Regions from separate parts of the Homo sapiens genome. Here region 2 is linked to region 1. Evidence: read pairs that join two places in POLR2A ChIA-PET (ENCODE). Cell type or tissue: PC-9. All regions are shown on one strand. Links, peaks and the distances in the headings refer to the core of each region. The heading gives the core; the rest is flanking DNA. Region 1 overlaps SH3D19 (SH3 domain containing 19). Region 2 overlaps SH3D19 (SH3 domain containing 19).

What was found. Peaks named below come from ENCODE experiments on the same cell type or tissue, not always from the same donor. Only the 100,000 strongest peaks of a DNase experiment are listed, where the experiment ranks them.
Region 2: POLR2A ChIA-PET joins it to region 1 with 10 read pairs; 3 of 35 experiments call an interaction of 5 or more read pairs at or near these places.

What each region holds. Positions count from the first base shown.
Region 1 is chr4:151,119,717-151,122,639 of GRCh38, forward strand. SH3D19 (SH3 domain containing 19) reads right to left here. Exons shown (of 20, transcript NM_001378122.1): 20 at 565-2,491. The coding sequence ends at 2,375. Among named protein-coding and RNA genes, the nearest start is that of SH3D19-AS1, 3.0 kb to the right of the region's middle. In PC-9, for the core only: no CTCF peak of the experiment used is centred there; no DNase peak of the experiment used is centred there.
Region 2 is chr4:151,313,723-151,316,645 of GRCh38, forward strand. The region is part of intron 1 of SH3D19 (SH3 domain containing 19); the gene reads right to left. Among named protein-coding and RNA genes, the nearest start is that of SH3D19, 10 kb to the right of the region's middle. RefSeq lists an enhancer at 1,247-2,446. In PC-9, for the core only: no CTCF peak of the experiment used is centred there; a DNase peak (open chromatin) is centred at 1,689; H3K27ac peaks cover 2,278 bases.

The DNA of each region.
Region 1 (2,923 bases), core at 305-2,804:
GAGAGTGAAATGACATAAAACTGTGAATTTTTAGTATAGATTTATGTCAAAAATTAAAGAGGAAAGATATTGAGTGAATCCAAGATGGTATTGCTGTATGTGAAAGTCATTCATCCATCCATCCATCCATTCCAACCAACCAACTCACCCAACCCACCAACCAACCTTTATTGAGGCTGAATGGTGCAAAGGACTAGAGATACAAAGATAAATAAGGTACCACAGGCCAGGTGCAGTAATACCAGCACTTTGGGAGGCTGAGGCAGGCAGACTGCTTGAGCCCAGGTGTTTGAAACCAGCCTGGGCAACATGGCGAAACCCTGTCTCTACAAAAAGAAAAAAAAATACCAGAAATTAGCTGGGCACGGTGGTGTGCGCCTGTAGTCCCAGCTACTCAGGAGGCTGTGGCAGGAGAATCACTTGAGCCCAGGAGGCAGAGGCTGCAGTGAGCCAACATTGCATTGCACTCCAGCCTGGTCAAAGGGAATTAAATCCTGTCTCAAAAAAAAAAAAAAAAAAGATACCACCTCCATTCTCAAAAAACTCAGTCTAGTATGAGAAAGGGACTTTGAAAGTTCAGTTCAGTTTATTACAGTGTCAAGTAGATTTACAACTATTGCACTTATCATTCTGCTGACAGAAGGCCAAAACTGAAGATTGAGATTTTCCTCTAATAAAGATAGGTTTTCAGAATCTTCAATATAAGATGTTAAAATTATAAAGGCAAAGATATATACCTCATGTTCCATTCCATATCCTTCCTGCTGTTGTACAGTTTGCTGCAAATGATAATTTAATTTGGATAATGCTTTAAATCATTGATTTCTCATGAAATTACTTTTGAGTGAAATTTGACAAGAATTTTCTTTATACTCTCTTCTTTACCAAAACGTATTAGAAGTCCCCATAGTCCAAAATAAAATGTAACCATAGAATGGGGAGATAACTTTAGTCAAAGACCAAGTAAATATTACCTTCTTTGCAGAACTCCAGGTTGTAGTCACGTAAAAGTGTGGCCACTTGTTGCTTAACTTTTTGGACAATGGGAAAAAAAAAACAATAAAAGCTAAAATGTGGTCCAGCATATGAAACTCTTCTCAAAAACAGAAGAAAGTCATGACCATTGTTGGGAAAGTGTTTTACATTTCCAATGAAATTCTATTCCATTGATCTGTTTGGATGATTGTCTTCAACCTATTTGGCTCTAGCCCATAAATTGTAATTGATTCAGTCATGTAAAGAACCACTTTTATCTTAAGCTTAGAATTTATAACAATGGAAAGCAGGAAAGTGGTTTTTCATTCACTCTAATAATTGTGCAGGGATAAGCTAGAGAAAAAATAAAACAAAAAAGTACCAGTCTTCTGTCCTCTTAAATTATTTTTCATTCTGATTATATTACAAAGAAATGAGCTGTGGAGGTTTGGCACTGTTTTCCATCTTAACAGTTGTTCTGTATTGTAAGATTTTATATGTGATTCATAATGTACTACTATAACAAGACACAGTTTTTATATATTACTGGAATAATGCAAAGAAAATGAATTTTCCTTTGGGTCCAGTAATTGTCAAAGGAATGATTGCAGATTCAGAAAATGTGCTTTGTAATAACCCTGTTAACATAAAGTATACACTGAGGAAAAAAATAAGTATGGCACATATATGGAAGGATTAGTTGTATTAGCAAGGCATTTCAGGGATGGTTTTGGTTCTTTAGACTAAGTAAGATACATCCAATTTAGACCCCCTTCAAATCCTTAGACAAATGGGAATCACTTGGTAACATAAAGATTATTTTGGTGGGCAGGGGCTGATTTCACCATGTGCTTACAAATGCTCCAACTAGTCAGTAAACTATCCCATCTGAAGGAAGGATTTGCTCTGGTAATAAGGCTGATATGCTCAAGCTGTAAGAATTAATTTGAATATCAAAAATGAAATTGAGATTGCTAACCATGTCCTGATAGTTACAGCATGTAGAATATTAAATGTCCTCTTTTTTAACTAAAGTAAAAAAATGAAGAAGCATGGTTAATTCACTTGTGCTGATTAAAACAGATGTCCACGTGCAACTTCTGTGTGTGAGCCTCCCCATGCTGCCATGCCACCAGATGCTTTCCCTTCACCTTGCTAATCCCACTAGATGTTTTCCTCGGTAGAATCCTAGCTCATGGGTTTCCATGTGCATGTTTCTATTGTAATGAAAATTAACTACAAAATCTGAACGTTTTCTGCTTTCAGAAAATTCTAGTGTACCATGTACAGCTTAGATATTTCTTTTTCAGTTAAAAAAAATAGTGCAAAAACATATCTGATAGTCAAGGTGATAGTTCAAGTGAGTTCTTGTGCCAAGGAACACAGACAAGCTTCTCCTCTAGCTGATCTGTAGAAACTGTATGTAGTTTTTGGGAAATATTCCAGATTTTCCCATAAGTTCTCCACTCATCCAGTCATCATCTACAGATTCCAGCTCTGTTATTATATCTCCAGCCTGTAAGACAAAAGGAGTTAGAATTACTGGTTTCTGTTGAGAATAAGCATGGTAAATAGTGGCCTACCTAGGGCAGCATGAATAATCTTCTCTGTATAACTCATTTATCTTGATTGTTGAGAATTAAATGACAACAATGATCTATACCTAATGATGCCATTTGCTTGTAAGCCTCTATCCCTTAAATCTCATTCCTTTGCCACTGCCACCCTTGCTGCACTTTGATTTTCCCTCTTATACTTTGTGCCTCTCAAATTCACCACTCCTAATCTAAAATCCCTCTTGAACAAATAATACCAGTTATCACACACACACACACACACACACACACGATTATTTATTGAGTACCCACTATGTGTCAGACACTGTTCTGAGCACAATTAATATTCCCTCATTCTACAACGGGAAGGCAAATAAACTGGCAGAAGAGGA
Region 2 (2,923 bases), core at 233-2,732, 190 kb after region 1:
TGAGAGTAACCAATCTACCTTGTAATCTCCAGGTAGCTCCAGTAGTCTCCACTGAGCTAGCCTATATGTTGAGGGGAATCTTTGTGAAGGAATGAAGAAACAAAGGGTGTGGTAGCAAGATAAGACAGGATCATTTACATGGGTGATATGCTGGGGGCCTTCGAGTGTTATGTGAACACCTCTACACTAGTTTCAAAGGACTATTTGGAAATAGTGACATTTATTGCCAGAAAAACTAATTCTCCACATCTTGTACAAACATTTTCTTCTGAGCCCTTTGTTCTTGGCCAGCTCTCAGAGAAAAAGCAGTTAACTATCATCCAGTATAATGATTCCTTGATTAACGTATCTTCTGGAAACAAAGCTCCAGTATAATGAAGGCAGCCATATTGAAAACAAATGAACTCTCAGTCCCATGCAGCAGCCCTGGCATGCATTCTAGGGCTCATCAGCAATGCAATTGTTAATCTACTCAAATGCATCAGAGCAGGGACAACATCACCTCCCTTCACAGCTTCTATTTATTTATTCTGAATGAAGTTGGCACTAGGCAAAATAACAAAACCAGAAAACTATATTCAGATTCTAAAGGCTTCCATTTTGGTACCCTTCCACTTGCCCAAGGATGGCCACAACCACTTCAAAAACTACACATCACACATGAACACTTGAAGTTTACAAGCATGTTCCCCATAATGAGCCTGCAGAGTAGTTAGGGCATGAATAATTCCTATTCCAAAGATGTAAAAAAACGGTGGAGTGGGGGCCTCATAAAACCTAACTAACATGTCCAAGGTCACACTACAGTAAAGTACAAAATAGCAACAAGAATCTAGGTATCTTATAACAAAATGTATTACAGCTTGGTGGTAAGAGGAAGGAAACAATAAGATCAAGTTAGAATCTATCAGTTAGGAACTGCCTTCAGCTGCCAGCTGAGGCCTATGATAACAGTGGCTTAAACAAGGTAGAGTTTCTTATTCCTTCCTTCTAAGTAAAGGAGGAGGCAGGCAATCAAAACCCATGTGGTGACTCTATCTAATCAGCAGGGACTGCAGGGCCATCTATTTTTCTGCTCCACTATTCTCAGTGCTTCGGTTCCAACCTCAAAGTAACCTCATGGCCCAGGGTGGCTACTGTGAGCTACACAGCCTTGTTCCTGGCAGGAGGTGGGAGGAAGATGGTAAGGGGAAAAGGGTATTCTGTGCAGTTGAGTGAACCCCCTTTAAAGAACTTTCCTGGCAACCCCATTCAACAACTTTTACTTGTATCTCATTAACAGGCTGGAAGAAGTAGCTTCATAGGTGGGTACATTGCCACATCCAGAAATACAGGGATTCCATTCACCAAAAAAGGAGGAAATGAGGAAAAAAGGAGGCAACCAGGAGTCCATGCTACAGAATCCTATTCTGTCACTCCCTTGCTGTGTGACCTTGAGGAGATTATTCACCCTTTCTAGGCCTCAGGTTCCTCATCTGTTAAATGAAGGAAACAATCACACCTACTGCATAGGATTGGTACCAGGACTAAATGAGAAAAACACACTGAAAACAACTGGAATTGTCTCGGCACCCAGTGCACAATAAATATTAACTTGTTATTTGATTATCTTAGCCCAGTGCTTTCCAAATTCCTTTCCTACTCTAACTTCCCCTCCATTTCCAAAATTGGAAAGGAATTTATATTAGTCATTTGTACCTGCTGACAGAGGACTCTAGTGTAAATGAGTCTTAGTCATAGGTCACCTCAATCAGACAAATGTATTTCATGCCTTTCCTTTCTAATTATACAATGAAATTATCTCCCAGACATCCATACAGATCAGATATTTTGGACAGAATTAGGATGGAGAAATTGAGCTTACATTCTCCAACAGGTGGGGCCTAGAGACAATCCTAATCAGATCTTTGGAGAGACCAAACAAACTAAGGGAGTATTAAAGAATTTAGGCTGGTGCAGTGGTGTGTGGCTGCAATCCCATCTACTTGGGAGGCAGAGGCAAGAAGATCCCTCGAGCCCAGGAGTCTGAGTACAGCCTGAACAACACAGCAAGACCCCATTTCTACAAAAAAAAAGGTCTCTTTCATGCAAAATAATTTCTAAAAAAGTATGTAGATACTTTACCCTTAAAGAGGTATAGCATAATTCTTTACTCCTTAAGTGTAGCATAACTCTTACTTCATAGTGACTTCCTTCACTTTCTACAGTATGGAAAGAGAGGAAAAAGGCTTAACTTTTTAAAAAAATTTCTTTTGAAGGACTACTGCAATGGGGTCTTGCAGTTGGGGAGGGAGAGTGGACGCCAATGCCAAAAAGAGTAACTTTCAAGCAGAGAAACTTCACAAGCACTACCTCTGCCAGGTAATCAAGGTCAGTAGAAAAGTCATGATAATAATATATACCCTTGAATTGTGATAAAAATGGCACTTTACCTCTGTGATCTTCCTCTCAAACACCCGTAAGCCAGTTTGATCATGAGAAAAACATCAGACAAATCTCAACAGGGGAACAACATACAAAAATGTGACCAGTACTCTTCAAAACCGTCAGGGTCATCAAAAACAAGGAAAATCTAAGAAACTGTCATAGCCAAGGGGAGCCTCAGGAGATATGACAACTAAATGTAATACAGTCTCCTATACGGAATACTGCAACACAAAAAAGGACACTAAGCAAAAACTAAGGAAATCTGAATCAAGCATGGAGTTTAATCATACATCAATATTAGTTCATTAATTGTGATGAATCTACCATACTAAGATGCTAATAATCAGGGTGTGGGGTATATGGGAGCTCTTTGTACTATCTTCACAATTTTTCTGTTACTCAAAAAATATTCTAAAAAACATTTAATTTTTTTATTTTTTTCTTAATTCATTTTTTTTCCCTTGGTATAACTTGGAACAAATTTTTTTTCCCTTGG